Regions from separate parts of the Homo sapiens genome. Here region 1 is linked to region 2. Evidence: chromatin loops called from intact Hi-C (ENCODE). Cell type or tissue: PC-3. All regions are shown on one strand. Links, peaks and the distances in the headings refer to the core of each region. The heading gives the core; the rest is flanking DNA. Region 1 holds the start of LOC124903600 (small nucleolar RNA U13). Region 2 overlaps ADAM10 (ADAM metallopeptidase domain 10).

Evidence for each region. Peaks named below come from ENCODE experiments on the same cell type or tissue, not always from the same donor. Only the 100,000 strongest peaks of a DNase experiment are listed, where the experiment ranks them.
Region 1: a loop joins it to region 2, with 5 times the contacts of the local background. A loop is called at or near these places in 3 of 110 quality-filtered maps.

What each region holds. Positions count from the first base shown.
Region 1 is chr15:58,592,505-58,604,585 of GRCh38, reverse strand. It overlaps ADAM10 (ADAM metallopeptidase domain 10), which reads left to right. Exons shown (of 16, transcript NM_001110.4): 15 at 4,862-4,988; 16 at 6,945-12,081. The coding sequence ends at 7,039. LOC124903600 (small nucleolar RNA U13) reads left to right here and starts at 4,351; the gene lies at 4,351-4,454. In PC-3, for the core only: no CTCF peak of the experiment used is centred there; no DNase peak of the experiment used is centred there.
Region 2 is chr15:58,726,883-58,738,963 of GRCh38, reverse strand. The region is part of intron 1 of ADAM10 (ADAM metallopeptidase domain 10); the gene reads left to right. Among named protein-coding and RNA genes, the nearest start is that of ADAM10, 17 kb to the left of the region's middle. In PC-3, for the core only: no CTCF peak of the experiment used is centred there; no DNase peak of the experiment used is centred there; H3K27ac peaks cover 433 bases.

The DNA.
Region 1 (12,081 bases), core at 2,934-10,933, 130 kb after region 2:
CTTACTTGTAATAACTAGTTCAACAGGTATTTTGTTTGTTGGGTAGGTACTGAGGTAATAGGATATAAGTCCAGGGAGCTCACAGGTCAGTTTGGGATAGAGAAGACAGGCCAGAGAAACATATCTTCAGTCTGTGTGCTGTTTTCACAGAACTGGGAGAACCTATTAGGAAAAGCCTTTAAGGAGATAACGCCAGAGCTAAGTTCTTTGTTTATTTTTATTTTTGAAATGGAGTCTCACTCAGCCACCTAGGCTGGAGTGCAGTGGCGTAATCTCGGCTCACTGCAACCACCGTCTCCCAGGTTCAAGCGGTTCTCCTGTCTCAGCCTCCTGAGTAGCTGGGATTACAGGCACCTGCCATCATGCTTGGCCAATTTTTGTATTTTAGCACAGATGGGGTTTCACCATGTTGGCCAGGCTGGTCTTGAACACCTGACCTCAGGTGATCCACCCGCCCCGGCTTCCCACAGTGCTAGGATTACAGACATGAGCCACCGTGCCCGGCCAAGCTAAGTTCTTAAGAATTAGTAGAAGTAGAGAGTACAGAAATATTTTATGGGGACAGAGCATGTGAAAAAGTCACAGAAGTATGAATTTTGCAAAACATTTTTTTCTACTTTTTTTCTTTTGAAAAGTTTGATTATTCTTTTTTTAGTTGACAAAGTAATACATTCTAAAGTAGGCCTTTTTTTTTTTTTTTTTTTTTTTTAACCCTGGACCCCCAATCTTTCTAGGATGGATTTCTTGTGTATTCTTCGAAACTGTCTATACCACTGTAAGGATATTTACTTTTTAAAAAGGTGGAATCATATACACTTTGCTGTACTTTATCGTGTGCTCAAGTTTTTGCTTTTGCTTTTTTTCCTCTCTCCTACATAGTGGTCTATCTTGGAAATCTTTGGTGGGAAGCATTCGAAGAAGGGTTTGACATGAAGGAGTAACATGGTCAGTTCCATATTTTAGGTAGCCATAACACTGATGGCCATATTTTCATAAAAATGAAAGTAAAGATGAAGGAAGGAAATATATTGAAGATGATAATGACTTTAGGAAGAGAAGTGTGTCTCCTGTACCCAACTTGCCCATCATCGTGAGAAAGCTAGTAGGAAAACTCTTAAGCCTTTGTACTCATGGATTGGCTCACATTAGAGGTGTTACCACTTCCCCAGCAGGTGTTTGGAAATGTACGGTTGTTGTCAGAGTAACTGAAGGGGCTCTACTGGCATTTGATGGTTGGGGGCCAGGGATGCTAAACTTTCTGCATTACTCAAAATGGTCGTGTACTGCTTTGACAGACTGAGGGTGGCCTTCTACCCTGTCTTGCGATAAGTAGCAGGTCTGTTATTTGAGGATGAATAAAAACAAAAAACAATAGGAGTCTATGGAATACCTATATAATAAAGGAATGGGAACATCATCCTAAAGACTAACAAGGAGAGCAGAGCTCTGAACACAATTTTTATAGAAAACAAAATAAAACTTAAAAAAAAATCTGGCAGTCTCAAGAAGTGGCTTTTAGAAAGTAGATTGTAAAGTTTTAAATTCCAAGCCAGATTCAGCCCTGTCAGCATGTTTTGTGTATTCTACACATTGTTTTAAGAAATTTCTCACAAGTTTGCCAGCATTTAAAAATAGATTTTAAATAAAAATTCGGATATATTGCTTCTCTTGAAAAATCAGATCTTTAAGCAGTAAGGTTGAATTGCATTCCACCTTACCTTCCATGTAAGCTTTTGAGTTTGCCGTCCCTGCAATAACAAGCAATGTGAGGGACAACCATGATACAGTTTTTACAGATTGAACAATAAACATGAAAATAAAGAGAAGAAAGGTGTCTGTGGGACTCTTCTGTATAGAGATCTAATCTGAGAATTAAATAAGACTGAGAAATGACACTCAAGTGTAAATCATTCTAAGTTTGATTTTAAAATTGAATATATATATGAATATGTGTGTGTGTGCATATATATGTACGTATGTATATATCTCTTTCCCTTTTTTATTCCCTCTCCTTTTTTGAAGCAGTTAATTCCTAAAGCCATTAGGTGAGCCCAAGCAAGGTAGGCATCCACGCCAAAGTTGGGGAGCTATAGTGGCACAGAGCAGAGTGTTGGAAGCTGACCAGGTTCAGAAGGTGTGGGATGGGGAACACTACCAGTATGGGGTTTCAGAGCCCAAGCAGGGTGAGAATTGCACCCCTGTGGAGGAGTGACTGGCATGGGATGTCAAGAGTGCAAGTAGGATGAGGAAGGTGTCTACATAGGAAGGGTAGGACTAAAAGAAACCAGGGCTCTTTGGCAGGTTCCAAGGCTGGGGTAGGGAAAGAACAGGATAAATCTGGAACTTCTTGTTGGGCCAGAAAGTAAGAAAGTGCTCAAAGAATGATGAGGACATGTCCAAAAAACACAATAATGTCAGTAATTGATTATATATTTATAAAAAATAGGAAACCATGAGGGAATAAATAAATGAATACATTGAAAGTTTGATGAAGAACAGGATATTTACATACTTCCAAATTAGGTCCCTACAAAATTTTCATTGTCTACAAAAGAGAAACAAGAATCATGGTAAAATTTGGCAGATAACACCTTAATCCAGTGATCAAGTTAACATCAGCAGTAATGAAATAAAAATCACGTGTTACTTGATAGGATGCAGCGAGAACACAGCATCTGTGATATTCTTACCAAAGATGTGTGACCTGAATTTGATCACAAAGAAACACCAGAGGAACCCAAATTGAAGGACATTCCCATGCAAAATAACTGCCCTGTAATCTTCAAAAGTATCAAGGTCATAAAAGCCAAGGAAACACTGGAATTTTTCCAAATCAAAGGAGAGAAAAGAAACATGGTGGCTAAATATAGCACACGATTCTGAACTGGATAGTATTGGGACAAATGGCAAAACCTGAATGGGGTCTGAGGATTAAATGTTAGTAATGTATCAGCCCTGATTTCCTGATTTTGATGATTGTCTTGTTATCTAGGAAACCACCCTTATATTGTAGAAATTATATGCTAAAATGTTCAAGAGTAACAGCATGGTGCTAGCAACTTACTCTGAGGTGCTTCCAGATTTTTAAAAGTTTTTCTTTTTTGTTTTTGTTTGTTTGTTTATTTGAGGTGGAGTCTCACTCTGTTGCCCAGGCTGGAGTGCAGTGGCACAATCTCGGCTCACTGTAACCTCTGCCTCCCTGGTTCAAGCGATTCTCCCCCCTCAGCCTCCTTAATAGTGGAATTACAGGCACCCACCATCATTCCTGGCTAATTTTTGTATTTTTAGTAGAGACGGGGTTTCACCATGTGGGCCTGGCTAGTCTCGAACTCCTGACCTCAGGTGATCCACCCGCCCCGGCCTCCCAAAGTGCTGGGAGCCACCTGGGAGCCACCGTGCCCGGCCTCAGGTTTTTAAAAGGTACTTGGAACTTTTGAATTGTACTTGCAACTTTTCTTTAAGTTTGAGACTCTTTCAAAATAAAACAAATGTTTAGAAAGTAGGAAAGGCTTTGTGTACACAAAGAAAAAGTGGCTTGGGATATTTTGCTACAACATGCCTTTTAATTTTAGCATTACTCTCATTAATGCTAAAATTAGCATTAGTATTACTTTAATTATATAAACACTGCTGGAAAAACTAAACAGTGTAGAAGTAGTACCCAGTTTGTTGTAAGTCCCTAAGTCATAGACAGTCTTCTTAAATGGGAGTTTTGCTGGAAACTATTAGTAGTAATTATATATGTTACAGTAACCTGTGTTAAATAAATGTAAAGGTTCAGTTTTGAAGCTGTAAATATTTTGTATGATGTTTATTAGTACATGTGGTCTTAAAACAAAGTTTGAATATTTGGAATTGCAAAATATAATTTAAGACTAGACACAGTAATTTTCCTATAAATTTATCAATAATTTTTGAAGGTTTTTCTGTTTGGCTAATTGATTTGTTTAATATAGGTCAGGTTAAAATAGAAGTTTTGGTTTCTTCTAAGACGGGATGAACTTTGCCTGCTGCTAAAATATGTATCTTCTTCCACTTTTCATATTTAAAAAGATAGCCTATAAACTAATGAATACAATAAAGATATTATATATAATGTAATGAAAACTAATGTATATAAAAAGTAATTTCATAACTAGTCCGAGTCTCAAATTCCAAATGAAATAAAAGAGGAAAAGGGTGTCTCAAAGAGATAGAATTTCAGTCTTAACTTTGATAATTAGAAAGCAATGTAGGTTAAAGAGTAATTTTTAAATCTATTCACTAGTAGAATTTAAAGCAAGTTACATGCTTTCTAAGCCATGGAAAGTATAAACGCAATCAAAACATAGTCTATAAGAGTAAGAGGAGATCCTTTTGTAGTTCATAAGTGTGATGATTGGGTTTGCACACTCATATGTGAGATGTGCCTTCCTCAAACCTTGTTAGGGCATTGGCACATTATCCATTTGAGGGAGAAAAAAGAGTAAGGGGAAAAAACAAAGGCAATATTTAAACCAGAAAATATTTAATAACATGGGAAAATGCAATATAACTATATGCAAGATGACCCCAGTTTTGTATTTGTGTTCATGTGTATGACAAATGTTGTTATATGTAAAGAGACTAAAAAAAATCAGATTGAGCGGTTTCCTCTATGAGATGAAATTATGGGTGATTTCCATTTTCTCCTTTAAACTTTTTTTTATATTTAAATAATATATATGTGCAAATATCTAACATATGTATACAACTCCTAAACAAATGTTCTTTAAAAATTACAATATACTGTGTTCTATTCTATGTTTTATATACTGTAAAAGATACTCTAAAATATTTTGTAGTTTTTTTTTTTTCAGTGGAAAAATCTGTTTATTTCTAGGCTCATTGGTGGGCAGTATTACTTATGGGAATTGCTCTGATCATGCTAATGGCTGGATTTATTAAGATATGCAGTGTTCATACTCCAAGTAGTAATCCAAAGTTGCCTCCTCCTAAACCACTTCCAGGTAAGAATATTTGAGCAAGATACATATTTATGTAACTCAGAATTGTTTAGCAGGTAGAATTGAATTATAAATGAGTCTGTAGTAACTAATGTTACAGTACTTTCTCCGTAAGAATGGGATTATTGGATGAATGATTTAGTTGATATTTGTGTGCTTTTTGTCAATCCAATCTGGCCAGTGACTGCTAAGTTAATGCTAATTTATCTGAGTGTCTGAAAATATTTAGAACTAGAAATTTTAAATTTTGCTTGGTATTTGTTTTCTTGTTTTTTTTTTTTTAAATATATTCTAACATATTCCCTTGCCATGATTATGGTGAACTACTTTAAAATTGTTGATCTTTCTATTCTAATAGTTGTGCTTCTCATATTGTTGTCCTTCATTCCTCCTTCCTTCCCTTCCATCTTCCCTCCCTCCCGCCCTCCCTTCCTTCTTTTTCTTTTTTCTTTCTCTCACTGTGTTGCCCAGGCTGGACTTACTCCTGAGCTCAAGCAATCCTCCCCACTTTAGCCTCCTAAGTAGCTGGGACTATAGGCGCGTGCACTGCACCCAGCTCTCTTATCGTTTTTAGTGTTTGTGCTCTTGAAATATTTTCTGGCACATAAGCTTATTTTCCCCCAGGGTGATGCTTGTGGGGACATACAGATCCCAGTCTGTGGGAAAGTCTTAGAGTAGAGGATTCATTCATCAAATAAGCACAGTCAAGTATTCTCCATTCCTGAAAACAACTCTTTAGTTCTGGTCTCCACCTTTTACCTCTCAGGGAGACATAGCATGAGGAAGAACCCTCTTTAGATGAGCTGTGGGCATTGGAAGGAGAAAAGGACAGGAAATAAACCCTTCGTATTGTTTAGTTCCCTCTGTTTATCCCTCCCCTTCTCCAAGGTATTCGTAGCTATTCTCTACAGGTGTGAGGACAGACATTGTCTCAGGGCAGCAGCAGGGGAGAGCCAGAACTAAATGACAGCAGTTCCCTCTCCTGCCGCTCTCAGACTTCTCATAAGATGTCTTGCCTCAGGCAAATCCACTACCTTATACAAAGTAGTTCAAAACTAGGTTTCTTACACTTTTTCTCTGTTTTCCCTCAGTTGTTCACCTGCATTTACCTGTCTGGGGCAAGATGGCCCAGTAGTCATGCTAGGACAGTATCTTAGTGAGAGTTAGAGGAAATTTGATTTTTATATCATTGCTTTTCTTAAGTTCACAATGTTAGTTAGCACTCTGGAACTTATGTTAGTATTTAAGGAAGTTCTAAGGGCCACATGACACTTTTTAGATGCTGTTACCAATTGTGGTCTTATTCAGTGAAACATTTTATGTGTATGTTGGTTTCATTTTAAGTGAATAGCACCTTTAAAAACTTAGAAAACTAGCTGTCATTTATTGAACCCTCACAAAAAGTGTTAAACATTTTTATATGAATTATATAATCTTTACAACAGGCTATATACGTTAATTATCATCCTTGTTTTACAGTGTAGGCATCTGAGTCTCAGGTTAAGGCATTTGCTCAAAGACACTTAGTAATTCCCTCATATGGATTCTGTCCAGAATCTGTGATATTAATCTGGATTAATCTAATACTTGTGGCTGCTGAGCACTGAATTGTTGCTAGTTTCCATTGAAATGTGCTGTTTTAATTAACATACATACCAGACTTTGAAGATTTAGTATAAAAAAAGAAATATTTTGTTAGTAATTTTTGTATTGATTATATATTGAAATGATAACACTTTGGCTATATTAATTTAAATAAAATAAAAAATATTATTAAAATTATTTCACCTTTTAAACCTTTTTTATTGTGGCTATCAGAAGATTTTAAATTACATTGATGGCCCATATTATTGGACAGCACTGAACTAAAACCTTTCTTATTGAAACAGCAGCTTTGCTTTTAAAGATTAAAAAGCTCATGATAAATAAATCTGCTTTGCTTTTATTTGTGGCTCACAGGCACTTTAAAGAGGAGGAGACCTCCACAGCCCATTCAGCAACCCCAGCGTCAGCGGCCCCGAGAGAGTTATCAAATGGGACACATGAGACGCTAACTGCAGCTTTTGCCTTGGTTCTTCCTAGTGCCTACAATGGGAAAACTTCACTCCAAAGAGAAACCTATTAAGTCATCATCTCCAAACTAAACCCTCACAAGTAACAGTTGAAGAAAAAATGGCAAGAGATCATATCCTCAGACCAGGTGGAATTACTTAAATTTTAAAGCCTGAAAATTCCAATTTGGGGGTGGGAGGTGGAAAAGGAACCCAATTTTCTTATGAACAGATATTTTTAACTTAATGGCACAAAGTCTTAGAATATTATTATGTGCCCCGTGTTCCCTGTTCTTCGTTGCTGCATTTTCTTCACTTGCAGGCAAACTTGGCTCTCAATAAACTTTTACCACAAATTGAAATAAATATATTTTTTTCAACTGCCAATCAAGGCTAGGAGGCTCGACCACCTCAACATTGGAGACATCACTTGCCAATGTACATACCTTGTTATATGCAGACATGTATTTCTTACGTACACTGTACTTCTGTGTGCAATTGTAAACAGAAATTGCAATATGGATGTTTCTTTGTATTATAAAATTTTTCCGCTCTTAATTAAAAATTACTGTTTAATTGACATACTCAGGATAACAGAGAATGGTGGTATTCAGTGGTCCAGGATTCTGTAATGCTTTACACAGGCAGTTTTGAAATGAAAATCAATTTACCTTTCTGTTACGATGGAGTTGGTTTTGATACTCATTTTTTCTTTATCACATGGCTGCTACGGGCACAAGTGACTATACTGAAGAACACAGTTAAGTGTTGTGCAAACTGGACATAGCAGCACATACTACTTCAGAGTTCATGATGTAGATGTCTGGTTTCTGCTTACGTCTTTTAAACTTTCTAATTCAATTCCATTTTTCAATTAATAGGTGAAATTTTATTCATGCTTTGATAGAAATTATGTCAATGAAATGATTCTTTTTATTTGTAGCCTACTTATTTGTGTTTTTCATATATCTGAAATATGCTAATTATGTTTTCTGTCTGATATGGAAAAGAAAAGCTGTGTCTTTATCAAAATATTTAAACGGTTTTTTCAGCATATCATCACTGATCATTGGTAACCACTAAAGATGAGTAATTTGCTTAAGTAGTAGTTAAAATTGTAGATAGGCCTTCTGACATTTTTTTTCCTAAAATTTTTAACAGCATTGAAGGTGAAACAGCACAATGTCCCATTCCAAATTTATTTTTGAAACAGATGTAAATAATTGGCATTTTAAAGAGAAAGCAAAAACATTTAATGTATTAACAGGCTTATTGCTATGCAGGAAATAGAAGGGGCATTACAAAAATTGAAGCTTGTGACATATTTATTGCTTCTGTTTTCCAACTACATCACTTCAACTAGAAGTAAAGCTATGATTTTCCTGACTTCACATAGGAGGCAAATTTAGAGAAAGTTGTAAAGATTTCTATGTTTTGGGTTTTTTTTTTTCCTTTTTTTTTTTAAGAGTATAAGGTTTACACAATCATTCTCATAATGTGACGCAAGCCAGCAAGGCCAAAAATGCTAGAGAAAATAACGGGATCTCTTCCTTGTAAACTTGTACAGTATGTGGTGACTTTTTCAAAATACAGCTTTTTGTACATGATTTAGAGACAAATTTTGTACATGAAACCCCAGATAGACTATAAATAATTCTAAACAAACAAGTAGGTAGATATGTATGTAATTGCTTTTAAATCATTTAAATGCCTTTGTTTTTGGACTGTGCAAAGGTTGGAAGTGGGTTTGCATTTCTAAAATGGTGACTTTTATTCTGCAAGAGTTCTTAGTAACTTCTTGAGTGTGGTAGACTTTGGAACATGTAAATTTTTTGCTTGTAATGTTATCCTGTGGTAGGATTTTGGCAGGTACACACACTGCCCTATTTTATTTTGAGTCTAAGTTAAATGTTTTCTGAAAAGAGATACATGCACTGAACTCTTTCCACTGCGAATCAAGATGTGGTAATATAAAAGGATCAAGACAAATGAGATCTAATACTACTGTCAGTTTTAATGTCCACTGTGTTTTATACAGTATCTTTTTTTGTTCACTTTGGAAATTTTTACTAAAAATTGCAAAAAATAAAGTATTGTGCAAAGATGTAAGGTTTTTTGAAACTTGAAATGCATTAATAAATAGACGATTAAATCAACTTGAAGGTTCTATACTCTTTGAACTCTGAGAACTATCACAAGAAGCTTCCCACAAGGCAGTGTTTTCTTACAGTTGTCTCTTCCTACAAAAGTATAGATTATCTTTATTCTTAATACTTTGGAATCCATGTAGAAAATTTCCAGTTAGATACTCTGCGTACACACAATAAACCTTTTTAAAACACCCAACTAATCTCAACTGCATTACATTGTTTCTAATCAATATTCAGTGCTTGTCTTGGTGGAAGAGGTGAGTCATTTTGAAAACTTATGGTCTTGTTTTTATGTGTTTTTCAAAGTTTTGAATGCTAAGTACCTCATTTATTTTAAAAAGCCTAGTTTAATGATAAGTTTGTTTAAAATTTTGAGCCATCATTTTTCTCTTCATAGCAAATAAGGAGAGAATTGACATTTCAGTGTTACCTAGAAAAGGAATTGTAAGCCCAGAATAATTCCCTGCATGAGGTAATCTGCTTCAAATTCTTTTTTTAGTCAAGGTTAGCTATAAGTAATACTTGTTAAATGAGTAAATATGTAATACTTTGTGAATTACTTTGTTAATTTAGGAGCATCAAATGTATATTATGTTTAGTTATTTATGAAACTCTCAATATTGATTGATTTGGGTAATTATAAATTAGTTATTTTTACTTGTAATTGAATGCTTAAATTCTGTTTACAGTCCGTCCTCTCTCCCTCCATCCCTCCCTCCCCAGTTTTATAAATTCAGGTACCAATTCACAAACAAAATCAGAAATAAAATAAATTTATTGACTGCTTCTGGATTTAGCATTCCCTGTAGTGTCAAGCAATGTCATGCAGTTTGGGGAAGCATTTATTTAAGGAAATGACAACTTTCTCTGATCAGTCTTGTTTTGTGAGGTGTCTTCAACACTTTATGCTTTGGGTACTTCGTGTTTGTCACAGTCTTAGGATAGTGAAATCTGATTTGTCCAAGCGGAGCAAACTACTCGACCCTCAGTCCTTGTATTTGTCCCTGTAGTAAGACCTAATTATTATTATTTCTTAAAGATGGGATTGGTGTCCTTGGCAACTATGAAATTTCGGGGCTTGTGCATGAGAAGGCATTTCTTATTAAGTATTTCTAATTGAAGGTATCAGAGTGTCAAGCATTACAAACCTGGACAGTTCACCTGGAGGAGTACAAGAAGAGATATTCATTATCCATATTTAAAGGGTCAAGGTTTCCCAAAACCAGGGTGCAAGCCAGATGTAGTTTTAAAGCAGCTGCCAGGGACAGTTCATCTTTAGAGAAGTCACTAAAGTTGTAAGAAATTTTAGTTTCCCCAAAACCACTTTCAACTTCTTAGAAACTAGAAAGACAATTGGTTTGCCCCACAGAGGACAACTTCAGTTTCAGCATCTCTCATGTTGTGTTCTTGATTAAAAACAACTTCCATTTGATATACTTTTCCGTTTATTACCAGTTTAGTTTTTTCACTATTGTTTCTGTATTCAACTCTTTATATGATTAGGATAGAAATTTAGCCCTTCTGTTTTATATTACTATATTGTTTGTGTGTCTTAGATATATACATGTATGTACTATTTTCAGTAGAAATTCATGTATTTTATAATTGGTAAGTTCTTCAGAGCATCTCTTCTATAAAAAGCAACAGGATGCTAGGTAAAACGGAGCATTGAGCAAAATACTGATTAGTTTTTGCTTTTTCCTGAAATCTACACTAAAGTGATAGGGTGTGGGGTAATCCAACAAGGACAAGGTGAATTGAACAAGAACGAAATCTGGAAGCAGATGAAGGAGTACTATTGATTGGGCAGACCCAGGGAAGTCAAATCCTAAACCAGCAGTGGGAACACAACAGAATGGTGTAGTTTGCACTGGTAAGATTTGGGTACCTGGCAGGGCTGGGTGCGGTGGCTCACACCTGTAATCCCAGCACTTTGGGAGGCCAAGGCGGGTGGATCACTTGAGGTCAGGAGTTCGAGACCACCCTGGCCAACATGGTGAAACCCCGTCTCTACTAAAAATACAGCTGGGCGTGGTGGCACATGCTTGTAATCCCAGCTACTCGGGAGGCAGAGGCAGGAGATTTGCTTGAACCCGGGAGGCAGAGGCAGGAGATTTGCTTGAACCCAGGAGGCAGAGGCTGCAGTGAGCCGCGATTGCGCCATTGCACTCCAGCCTGGGTGACAGAGCGAGACTCTGTCTCAAAAAAAAAAAAAAAAAAAAAAAAAAAAAAAAAAAAAAAAAAAAAAAATTTGAGTACCTGGCCTTTGTTACTTTTTTTCTATGTGTGTGACAAAAACATAATATGCACACTTTTGTAACCCACCTTTCTCATTTAATGGTACATTGATAATGTATATCACATTAACTACTCTAAATATTTCTGTGGATGTATGTTTTTTTTTTTCTTAACCAATTTCCCATTGTTTGGACATGTAGGTTCCACATTGTTTATTATTTTAAACAATTCTAAAGAATTTTAAACAATTCTTAGGAAAATCCTCAGCCTAATAATGAAATTAATTCCTAAAAGTGGAATTGTTGGGGTAAAGGTTTTTTGAGGGACATTGATAAAAATTATGGTACTGTCTCCCAGATAGATGTACCAAGTTATACTACCACGATTTAATATATATATATATATATATTAAATCAGAGTCCCATCCTTAGAAATCCACATATATGCAGCCACATGAATGTATTAGAAACAATAATAGAAGACTCATGCTTAATTCAGTTGATTAGCTTTAGACATAATTCAAATGCAAGTCAAATTGAGTGCCCTAATTGTGGTCTCTTAAGTACCATTTTTCTTCAAGGGAACCAGACTCCTTTGGATAAATCACTAATTCCACCTGTAAGAAAGAAATGTACAAGAAGAACCTAGGAAACATTG
Region 2 (12,081 bases), core at 2,632-10,631:
GATGTATATCAAAAGTGAGGTGGTGGCTGTGTGAGTGTGAAAGTGATGTAGGCAGGTTGAAAGTCATACTCTATTACTGTCTGTACTTGTGTCTTATTAGAAATTGTATAAAAGATTCAATATAACCCACAGGTTCAGAAAAAAAGAATAAAAAAAGATTGTATAAAAGAATTTCAAATCAGCATAGAAATCTTACGTACACATTTCAATTTTTTGATTTTTAAATTGTATTTCATAAGTTAGTGGTATAAATTTAATACATTCAATAGATTTTAATCATTCGTGTTTTCAGCCCTTTGTATATAATTTATAAAAGAGCTACTTAGACTTCTGAGCCAGCTTGTGTTATTTTTACTTCTTAGAGACTAGCTGATTTCAAAAAGTGGGTATGTTGAAATAGGCTTTTAATTGTAGACACTCCCTCCTATCTTGAACTTTAACTTGTAACTGTTAGGTGTAGCTGTTTGCTTCTAGAAGATGATTTGACTGATTTCTAGTGAAAAAATAGGTACTGGCTTAAGTTTGAATTCACATTGTAGAAGTAGCTTTTCAAAGAGTGCATTAAAGGCACTTAAATATATTGCTGGAATATAGGGCATGATAGTTCCTGGAAGCCTACCTTTGTCATACAGGAGAACAGTTTTGTTAGTGGTATTTAGTGCCTGAAGATCTGAGTGAATATGTATTATCAAATAAAGGAAGCATTGGTCAACACAGTATGATGCCTATGACATGTAGTTGATGACTCAGTAGGAAGGAAATATATTTTTATGTTGGGGAAAAATGCTGTTGGTACCTCATTTTGAAATTATGCAAGTGAAAAGTCTGTTGAAAACAAGTTGATTACAAGTAATTTTTTTTGAGGAATGCAAATATGCCATGCTTAGCTTACTCTTATATCCTCTCATTTATTGTAATTGAGTTTTTCTGTAAATAGGAAGATCTGTAATATCAAAACATTATTGCAGATTTTCCTCTCCCATTCTTAAGATTGTATAGCCAACTTTTTGGGTATAGATAGGAAAAAACTTGCTTGTTATATGATATTTCTGTCTCACACCAAGGTGATGATGGTGACCCACTATCAGAGAGTTATTCTTTGTTTTTTCTCCTGATGTTAATGAAATTTTCATTCCGTATTTTTTTGCACAATTCTTTAATTTAGTAGATTGGAACAGAAGATTGTAAGTTTTGGGTTCAAGGATTGGGAAGGAAGCTTTTGCTTAGAAGGGTACTTGGGAAGTAAGATGCTACCTACCCATGGAATATGGAAAAAAATCACAATGGCTGGCATTTGTTGGGGTACTTAATGCCAGGCACTGTTGTTAGATCATTTTGTGTATCATATATTAACTTGGTCTTCACAGCATCTCTATGAGATACGTGTTGTTATTTTCATTTTATAAATGAGAGAGGAGGATCAGGGAGGGTTACTTATCCAGAGTCAGGAAAGTCAAATAGTAGTTATCAGTTGAGGGAAGCCAGATCTTGCCTTTACATGTAGGCTAATTTTACCCTTAAAGCGTAATTTAGGTTCTTTGTACTTACAGTATTTGAAGAATTTGCCTTTTAGTCAGTCAGGTTCTTTATAGAAGGTATTTTATTTTTTGGATGTGAAAAAATGTTTACATTTGAGGGGAGAAAAGCAGCTTACAGAAAGAACACGCATAAAACCATTTCAGTTTTGTCATAGATAAATATATATGTAATCATTTTTAGAGAACAGATACCAATTTTCTGGGTAGTAAGATTCATAATGCACTTCTGTGATTAGGAAAAATAATTTTTTAAAAGGCGGATTGGTAAATACCAGTATCCTGGCGACTTTGAGAAAAATTAAGGGAAATAAAAATACTGTTCTCAAATTGTAAAAAGGGAGAGCTCTCCTAAGCTCTCCTGTGACAAGGAGGCCAAGTTATGTTTTTTCTATTTCTTAGAACCTGCTGGTCATTTTTCTGCCACTCTTGCATGTGATTTTTTGGTATTACTTAGTCTTCCCCCTTAAAAAAAAACTAGAGATGGGGTGTTACTGTGTTGCCCAGGCTGGTCTTGAACTCCCGAGCTAAAGTGATCCTCCTAAACAATCACTTTCGACTTCCCAAAGTGCTAGGATTACATAAAATTTGATAAAGGATCTGTTTTCTCTATCTCGTAGATCCAATCTAGTTATTCTTCTGGCAGTTTTACATAGAGGCTTTTTTCGATATACTGTGTTTCTTTTTTTAATTCTTGAAAATTTTTATACTTTCTAAAAGATTGCAGGTATGCTAGTAGTTAATATTTGTATGCCTTTCACCTGAATTTATGAATGGTTACCTTTACCACATTTACTCTCTTTTTAATAATATATTATTTTTTTCCCTCTGTTTCATTTGAAAATAAGTTGTACTCTAAATACTTCAGTATGCTTGCATTTCATAAAAGTAAGGACATTCTGCTACATAACTAAGGAGATTTTTTTCTTAAGTGTGGAGATGTTCAAATTTCCCATGGGGCTTATAAGTATTAGGTGCCATGTGACTGTAGTATATGCTTTGTAGTATATGCTTTTCAGATTTCCCATGGGGCTTATAAGTATTAAGTACCATGTGACTGTAATATATGCTAGCTTTTTGGCAACTAAAACTGAGAACAAGAAAGTTAAATGCTGTTGGTGCGCTTTTCTGTGTAGGTGAAATAAAGTAACAGAAGAGAAAGGAGAAGACGTTGACTTTGCAGAGTAACTATCTTGTAGGGTGGAGCTGTTTTTATGTAGGAATAATAGCACAATAACATAGCCTTGAGGTTACTGCATCATTATGGCCTCTTCTGGTGAAGATGTTAATAAGGATAAGCCTGGCTTAACAAGAACATGTTAGAGTAGGAGGAAAATTAATCATCCATCAAATAGAAAGATATTTAGCAAGATATAATTACCTAGAAACTGTCCTTAGTGGAAGCTGTCATTTTCCATTGATGTCAGATTAGTAACATTTTATTGTCCTCTAGGTTAAATGTATTTTATTTTCATCATTGTCAGGTAGCATGTATTTCTCCACTGTTAAAGTCTTTATGTGAAAATGCCTTTTGTAAGTATGTATAAAACCATTTCAGTTTTTTCATAGATAAATATATATGTAATCATTTTAGAGAACAGATACCAACTTGCTGGGTAGTAAGATTCATAACGCACTTCTGTGATTAGGAAAAATAAATTTTTAAAAGGCAGATTAGTAAATACCAGTTGACCCTCTGTGTCTGTGAATTTTGTATTCATGGATTAAACCAACCACGAATGAAAAAATTCAAAAAATGAAATTGAGTCTGTACTTAACATGTACAGACTTTTTTCTTGTTATTATTCCCTACACAACACAGTACAACAACTATTTATATAGGATTTACATTGTATTGTGTATTATAAGTAGTCTAGAGATTATTTAAAATATACATGGGTATGTGCATAGGTTGTATGCAAATACCGCGTCATTTTGTCAGGGATTTGAGCATCAATGGATTTGGATATCTGTGGGAAGTCCTTGAACCAACCCCCCAGGGATACCAAGGGACAATTTTATTTTATTCTTTATCAGGAGGGATAAAATTAGGAATTAAGATTGGCATTCTTTGAGTCCTTACTTGTTGTTCGTTTTGTCCTGCGTAGGTAATATATCTAATAGTGATGAAAGAACCTGGACTGGGAGAGTCTAGCAAGTAGTAAGGATCAGGATAGAGTAGGTGATAAGGAATCGGAGTAAACGATTAGGCAGCTTGGAACTAGGGAATCAGGAAGATCTATAACAAGGAGAGATTCCCAGATACAAAGGTGAGTGGGTCAGAGGCCAAGCTGTGTTCAGATAGAGATGGGTGAATAGTTAACATGTTTCAGTGAGATTTGATGATACCACATGCTCTATCTATACTTTCTGAGCTCTTGACTGATTGCTAAAGTTTAGAAATAAATCTCAGTTGATAGGTCCAGTCTCTGCATGTGGGAACAGGCAATTTTGTGATGTCTGACTGAGGTAGTAAGCAGTACAAGGGTTGAAGATTAGTCAGGGCTCCTGTGGAGTAAACCATGCCCATTTCAATCACTAGCTGTGGAAATCAAGGGTATATGTATATGTATATTTTTCTGTCTATAAGAAGTATATTCTTCTTTAGTATTGCATTGCTTGTTTTCCCCATCTTAGAGGTAGACGTCAGTTTAGTTTTTGAAAGGTTTTTGCCATGTGCTGTATTTTGATAATTTTTTTTCTTTTCAGTTTTTTTTTTTTTTAATTTTGAGACAGGGTCTCACTTTGTCACCCAGGCTGCATTGCAGTGGCACGATCTTGGCTCACTGCGGCCTCTACTTCCCAGGTTCAAGCGATCCTCCCACCTCAACCCCCCAAGTAGCTGGGATGACAGGTGCATGCCACCGTGCCCGGCTGATTTTTGTATTTGTTGTAGAGATGGCGTTTTGCCATCTTGCCCAGGCTGTCTTTTCAGTTTTTTGTCATATCAGAAATATGGTGACTTACCTTGTTTATGATGAAGGTAATTCGACTCATCGTAGATTAACATGAAATCATTGAAATCAAAGTTGAGTTCTTGGCACTGCCTCCTGTTTGCTATGTGACACTGGGTTTGTTACATATCACTCAAACCTCAGTTTTCTTTAAAATGGGCTAATAGTTCTCACTTGATTGGGTGGTTTAAATGAAAAAAATGTAGAGCAGTACAGAGCCTGGCAGATAGCAAGTGCTTGATACATTTTAATTATCATGACATCCAATTTATAAGCATTATTGTTTAATTTAGTTAAACAAGAAATTGATGTAATCAGGATATTGTTCTGTACATGGTAAGATTTCAGGGTACATTTAAGAAATTAGGATACTTTTAAAAATAAAATAGGATATATAGTTTGGGATTTTTAATTTTTCCCCTTTAAATATGTGAAATGTGAAACTTAAAAAATCATTTAAAAATGTTTGTTAGCCAGATTTTAATGTGAATTTGAATATATTGGATTTCTAAAACAAGAATGAGAAGCAACAGCCTTAGTGTAATATTATTTTTATATATATATATATAATGTAATGAAAAACTAAAGATATTCTATTAAAGTCAGGGACAAAGTGAACATGCCTACACTTGTTATTCAGCATGGTTTGGTACTCCTAGTTAGTGTAGTAAGTTAAAAAACAGATAAAATTATAAATAGATGAATAAAAGATTTAAATATGCAAAGCAGAACCAATAAAAGGCCAAGAAAGAAAATAAAGAATATTTTTGGAATTTTGCCTGCAAAATTTAGGGGCTCATGAATCCCCTATAGAGGTTATGCAGTTTCTCCCTCAGTATCTATGGGGATTGGTTCCATGAATGCTCAAGTCCCTTATATAAAAAGGTATACTATTTGCATATAACCTGTGCACATCCTTCCCTGTACTTTATTTTTGTTTTAAAGGGTTAAACAATAAGGCCTTTATCTGCACAAATCAGGGTAGAATGAGGCAGGCAGTTCCAGGATTGGCTGATTCGGAAACTGGCTAGACAAATCCATCTCAGCTACCATTGTCCACAAAAAAGGGGGACCTCTGGAAATCCACAGCAGACCCCAACCCAGGTCTTTTGGGCAGGAGCTGGGTCATTTCCACACTGAAACCACTCTGAGGGAGGGGATGAAGAACCACCAGGTTTTGTTCACTCACCTAGTTGTAGGTAATCTCTACATTGTGGATAGATGGAGCAGTTCAACTTCTGGCTGACAGCTCACATTCAGAGGTCACTGTCAGCTCTTCTCTTTTATGATCATGCTATTTTGAACAATGAGACAACATCTGCCATGCACTCTTAAGGCCTCTGTCCAGTGTGAACTCTAATGCCTAATGAGGTTAGGCCTTGACTGTATGCTTTTTTACATCCGCTACACTTCTACATTTATAAGGCCTTTCTCTGTGTGAACTTTCATGTGCCAAGCAAGGTGGAAGTTTCTGCATTCCCATATTTCCTGCATACATAAGGCCTTGTTCCATCACGAATTCTCTTATATGCTGTAAGATAGGAATTGTGGCTGAAGAATTTTCCACATTTACAACACTTAGAAGTCTCTTTTCCAGTGTGAACTTTCTGGTGCTCAACAAATGTGTCTTTATAGATAAAAAGACTTGTCACATGATCTGCACTCATAAGGCCTTTCTCCACTATGAATTCTCTGCTGCTGAACAAGATAGGATCTTCTAATAAAGGATTTATCACATTAAGCTCACTCTTTTTTTTTTTTTTTTTGAGATGGAGTCTTGCTCTGTTGCCCATGCTGGAGTGCAACAGCAAGATCTCGGCTCACTGCAACCTCCGCCTTCCTGGGTTCAAGTGATTTTCCTGCCTCAGCCACCCAAGTAGCTGGGACTACAGGTGTGTACCACCATGCCTGGCTAATTTTTGTATTTTTAGTAGAGACGGGGTTTCACCATGTTGGTCAGGCTGGTCTCGAACCCCTGACCTCAGGTGATCTGCCCTCCTCAACCTCCCAAAGTGCTGGAATTACAGGCATGAGCCACCATGCCTGGCTTTAAGCTCATTCTTTGTATGACCTCTTTAAAGTATGAGGGTTGGAGGTGGAGCCAAATAATTTCCCGCAATCACTGCATTTATAAGGTATTTCTTTGCTGTGAATTCTTCTTTGTACTGTAAAGTAGGAGTTGTGACTAAAGGTTTTCTCCACATTCACCACACTCCTAAGGCTTTACTCCGTCATGGATTTTCTGTTGCTGAACAAGTTTATCTTTGCAGTTGAAGGCTTTCCCACATCACTGCACTTGCAGCCCCTTTGTCCAGTGTGAAAGGCCTCCCTACTCTCAGTACTTTGGTGTGGCTTCTTCCCCATTGGGAGGGGCCTGGTGCTTGAAAACTTCAAAGCTATTCAAGAAGTATTTTCCACCCTTCCTGCTAGTGAAAACCTTCTTTGACATGTAGGATCTGCAGATCTTCACAAACACCAGGCTCTTTTCCTTCTAGAAGATTTCTGTCTGCTGCCTCTGAATCTGGTCTAGGTTACAGTGAACCAGAAGTCTCCACCCCATGACTCACATGTGTGTGGTTGCTATTCAGAGAATGTTCCCCTTGTCCAGCTAGATGGAAAAACGTCTTTCAAGACCAGGCCGCACATGTCATGGGGTGGGCTTTCTGACCTGCCTTAGGAATTCTCACCTGTGACACTCTTAAAGAAACACCCTGCTTGGAAGGTGCATGTTCATCCTCCACTCCATACCAGTTACCTTGGGTGGGGTCACCTCAGGGTGCTTGTTGCCTTCTGAGCCTCACTGCAAAATGCCCTCTCATACTTGAATTTTAATTTTTTTATTTTTTTGAGACAGGGTCTCACTCTCTCACTCAGGCTGGAGTGCAGTGGTGTGAATACGGCTAACCCCAGCCTCGACTTCGTGGGCTCAGGTGATTCTCCCACCTCAGCCTCTTGAGCAGCTGGGACAACAAGTGTGTGCCACCACACCTGGCTAGTTTTTTGTATTTTTTTTGTTGTTGTTGAGACGGGGCTTTGCTATGTTGCCCAGGCTGGTCTCTAATTCCTGGGTTTAAGCGATCTGCCCGCCTCGGCCCCCCAAAGTGTTAGGATTACAGGTGTGAGCCACTGCACCTGGCCCCTCCCATATACTTTAAACCATCTCCAGATTTCTTATAATACTTAATATAATGCCAGCACTTCATTTGTGTGGATTCAGCATAGTACTCAGTGTACAGCAAATTCAGGTTTTGTCTTTTGGAACTTTGTGGATTTTTTTTCCCCTTCAGTATTTTGAATCCACAGTTGGTTGAATTCCACTAATGCAGAACCCATGAATACAGAGGACTGACTCTATCAGTGAGGGTTTTCCAGAGAGACAGAACCAATAGGATATACATATGTACAGATAGATACATGAGAGAGGATTTATTAGGGGAATTGGCTTACACGATTATACAGACTGAAAAGTCCCATGATAGGCAGTCTGCAAGCTGGAGACCCTAGGATGCTGGTAGTATGGCTCATTTTAGTCTTAATGTCTGGGAACCAGGGAAGCTGATATTTTAACTCTGTCTGAGGCTGAAGGCCGCAGAGGCTGGAGTCCTGATGTCCCGAGGGGAAAGAGAGGGAGAATTTTCTTTTCCTCCACCTTTTTGTTTTTTTCCTGGCCTTTAGCCAATTGGATGGTGCCTGCCCACAGTGCAGGTGGATCTTCCCCAGTCAGCCCACCACTCCACCCGCCAGTCTTCACTGGAAGCACCCTCAGAGACACATCCAGAAATAATGCTTTACCAGCTCTCTAGGTCTTCCTTAATCTAGTCAAGTTGACACCTAAAATTAACTAACACAGAGGTTTGTGGATTTCAGGTTAGTATTCCTCTTGTAGAGGAAAAAAAGGTGAATTATAACCAAAGGCAGATGAAACTAAGTGTTTAAGTGACTTACCAAAGATTTGATACCTGTTCTGTAACATTTTGTAGGATGAAACTAAGTGTTTAAGTGACTTACCAAAGATTTAATACCTGTTCTGTAACATTTTGTAATACTTCGCTTATTCAACTCTGCTGTTGTGTGAAAGCAGAGATAGAAAATATGTAAATGAATGAGCATAGCAGTGTTGTAAAAACAGGTGGCCAGCTGGAACTGGCCTTTGGGTAACAGTTTGCCAACCCTTCTTCTACGTTATTTGGAAACTTTTTCTACTCAGTATATTGCCTGAGACATCAGTTGAGGTATTTTTTGCTTAAATGGTAGCACCCATGGTGTACCTATCCCTATTAATGTATTGTTAAATGCTTACATTAAAGCAAGTGTGTAGAAATAAGGATATACAGGTTGAGTATCCTTATTTGAAATACTTGGAACCAAAAGTGTTTTGGATCTTTAAATTTTCCGATTTTGGGAATATTTGCATTATGCTTACGATTTCCTAATGTGAAAATCTAAAGTGCTTCAATGAGTTTTTTTTTTTGTTTGTTTGTTTGTTTTGTTTTTGTTTTTGTTTTTGTTTTTTTTTACAGAGCCTCGTTCTGTTGCTTACGCTGGAGTACAGTGGCACGGTCTTGGCTCGCCGCAGCCTCCGCCTCCTGGGTTCAAGCGGTTCTTCTGCCTCAGCCTTCCAAGTAGCTGGGATTACAGGGGTGTGCCACCACTCCTGGCTAATTTTGTATTTTTACTAGAGACGGTGTTTCGCCATGTTGGCCAGGCTGTCTCAAACTCCTGACCTCAAGTGATCCGCCTGCCTTGGCCTCCCAAAGTGCTGGGATTACAAGCGTGAGCCCCTGCGCCTGGCTGAGCTTTTCTTTTCAGCATCATGTTGGAGCTCAAAAAATTTTAGATTTTGGAACATTTTGGATTTCAGATTTTTGGATACTCAACCTGTATAGCTGCTGGTAGAAGTCACGGAATTTCTGAATGAAGAAAGGTTACAGTGCTTCTCAAACTTGAATGTGCATACAGATCACTCTGGGGTAGTCTGGGGTAGAGCCTGAGTCATTTGTGGGGTCAGTAGATCTGCTGGGAGCCTAGGATTCTGCATTGCTAACACTTTCCCCGGAGATACCTATGCTGTTAGTCGCTGAAAAACAGTTTGAATTAACAAGATTCTGTGTTCAGAAAATTGTAAAATGCTAGATACGGAACAAGATTTAATTGGATAAAGACTTAAACATCCATAAACACAATTTCCAGTCTCAGTGATAGTAGTTGAAAGAACTTGTTAGTTGAACACATAGTGAGTAGTAGGCCTCCATATTTTCTTTTCTTTCTTTTTTTTAAAAAATAGAGACAGGGTCTCGCTATGTTGCCCAGGCTGGTTTCAAACTCCTGGGCTCAAGCAGTTCTTCTGCCTTAGCCTCCCAAAGTGCTGGGATTACATGTGTGAGCCACTGCACATGGCTCATATTTTCTTTTATTTTAGATTCAGTGTTGAATTGGACCTTCTGGTCTTCTAAGAAGTTCTTGAAAATGGCTTAGTTGCTGTTTTCTCAATGGATATTTTGCCTTGATGTTGGTTTCCCCCAATGTTCTTTTAAGACCTGTGGTCACTGGTTGTCATTTAATCTTTTATTTCCCCATCTCTTACTACTTATGTCCTATTAGCAAACTACAGTTATGTAGGAATATTGAATCATTACAGGCTGCTTAGTATTGGAAGTAGGTAGAATGTTAATTCATTTATTTTACTGAGAAGATAACTTGGAATATTTTGAATTCTCTTTTTGATTTGTCTTTGTTTTTGATCCTGGATTTTAAAAAATTTTGTAACTTAGGGAAATTTTATAACTTTTGTAACTTTATAAATTTTATATCTTAGGGAAAAAGTAGGAAGGCCAGAAACCCATATACCTACCACTTTGCTGCAACATTTTTCTTTTTTCTTTTCTTTTTTTTTAAAAAATAGAGATGGAATCTCGCTATGTTGCCCAGGCTGGTCTCGAATGCCTCACCTTAAGCTGTCTTCTTTGGCCTCCCAAAATGCTGGGCTTATAGGTGTGAGCCACCACACCTGGCCTCAATATTTTTATTTAAAAAAAAATCTAGTCAGCTTTATTGAGGTATAGTTTACATACAATAAAATTCAACAATTTTTTAAGTGTACGAATTCATAAATTTTGAGAAGTATATTTACTTGTATAACTACCTCCATAATCATAGAACATTTATATCAATCCAAAAAGCTCCCTGGGCTATTTGCAGTCAACTCAAAATACTTTCTAATTTCCATTTGATTTCTTCTTTGACCCATGAACTACTTAGAAATGTAAATTCCTAATATTTGGGGATTTTCTGCATATCTGTTATTGGCTTAATTCTCCTGTAGTCAGAAAACATACTCTTAGATTTTAGTCTTTTAAAATTTGTGGAAACGTGCTTTGTGGCCTAGGATTAAGGTCTATCTTTGTGACTGTTCCATGTGCCCTTAAAAAGAAATATATTCTATCTATCTAGTCAAGTTCTTTGTGTTTAAGTTTTTAATAATCTTACTGATTTTTTTGTCTGCTTGTTCAGAAAGGAGTGGTATGATTTCCAACTCTAGTTACAGAGTCTGCTTTTTTCTGTTCTATCAACTTTTTCTTCACATACTTTGAAGCTTTTTTTATGTACATAAATACTTAGGCTTGTTGTGTTTTCTTCTTGAATTAGGAAATGTCCCTCTTTATCCCTCATAATTTTTTTTGTTTTGTTTTGAAGTTTGTTTTTTCAGCTATTACTGTAGCCACTCCAGCTTTCTTTGGATTAGGGTTTGGATGTTATATATTTTCCCGTCCTTTTTACTTTAACTCATCTTTATTTTTGTGTCTGTTAGCATATATTTACATTTTCCTTTTTTAAAAAATAACAAGGCTGGCGTGTCATCTCATGCCTGTAATCCCAGAACTTCGGGAGGCCAAGCCAGTAGGATTACTTAATACCAGGTGTTTGAGACCAGCCTAGACAACATAGCGAGTCCCCATTTCTACAAAAAATAAGAAAGATTAGCCAGGCTGGGCGCGGTGGCTCACACCTGTAATCCCAGCACTTTGGGAGGCCGAGGTGGTTAGATCACTTGAGGTCAGGGGTCTGAGACCAACCTGGCCAACATGGCAAAACCCTGTCTCTGCTAAAAATACAAAAATTAGCTGGGTGTGGTGGTGCATGCCTGTAATCCCAGCTACTGGGGAGGCTTAGGCAGGAGAATCACTTGAACCTGGGAGGCAGAGGTTGCAGTGAGCCGAGATTGCGCCGTTGCGCTACGGCCTGGGCAACGAGCGAAACGCTGTTTTTGGGAAAAAAAAAAAAAAAAAAAAAAAAAAAAAGATTAGTCAGGCATGGCATGGTGGTGCACCAGTTTCCAGTTACTCAGAAGGCTAAGGTGACTGGGTTGCTTGAAGCTAGGAGGTTGAGGGTACAATGAGCTATGATCACGTCACCACACTCCAGCCTGGGCAATGAGTGAGACCCTGTCTCTTAAAAATCAAAAAGCGAAATGACAGCTTTTGCCTTTTAATTGTTATGTTAGATCATTTACTTTCCCTTCTGCTTGCTCTTCCCCTTCCCCTTCGTCTTCTCCTTTTCCCTCTCCCCTCCCCTCCCCTCCCCTCCTCTCCCCT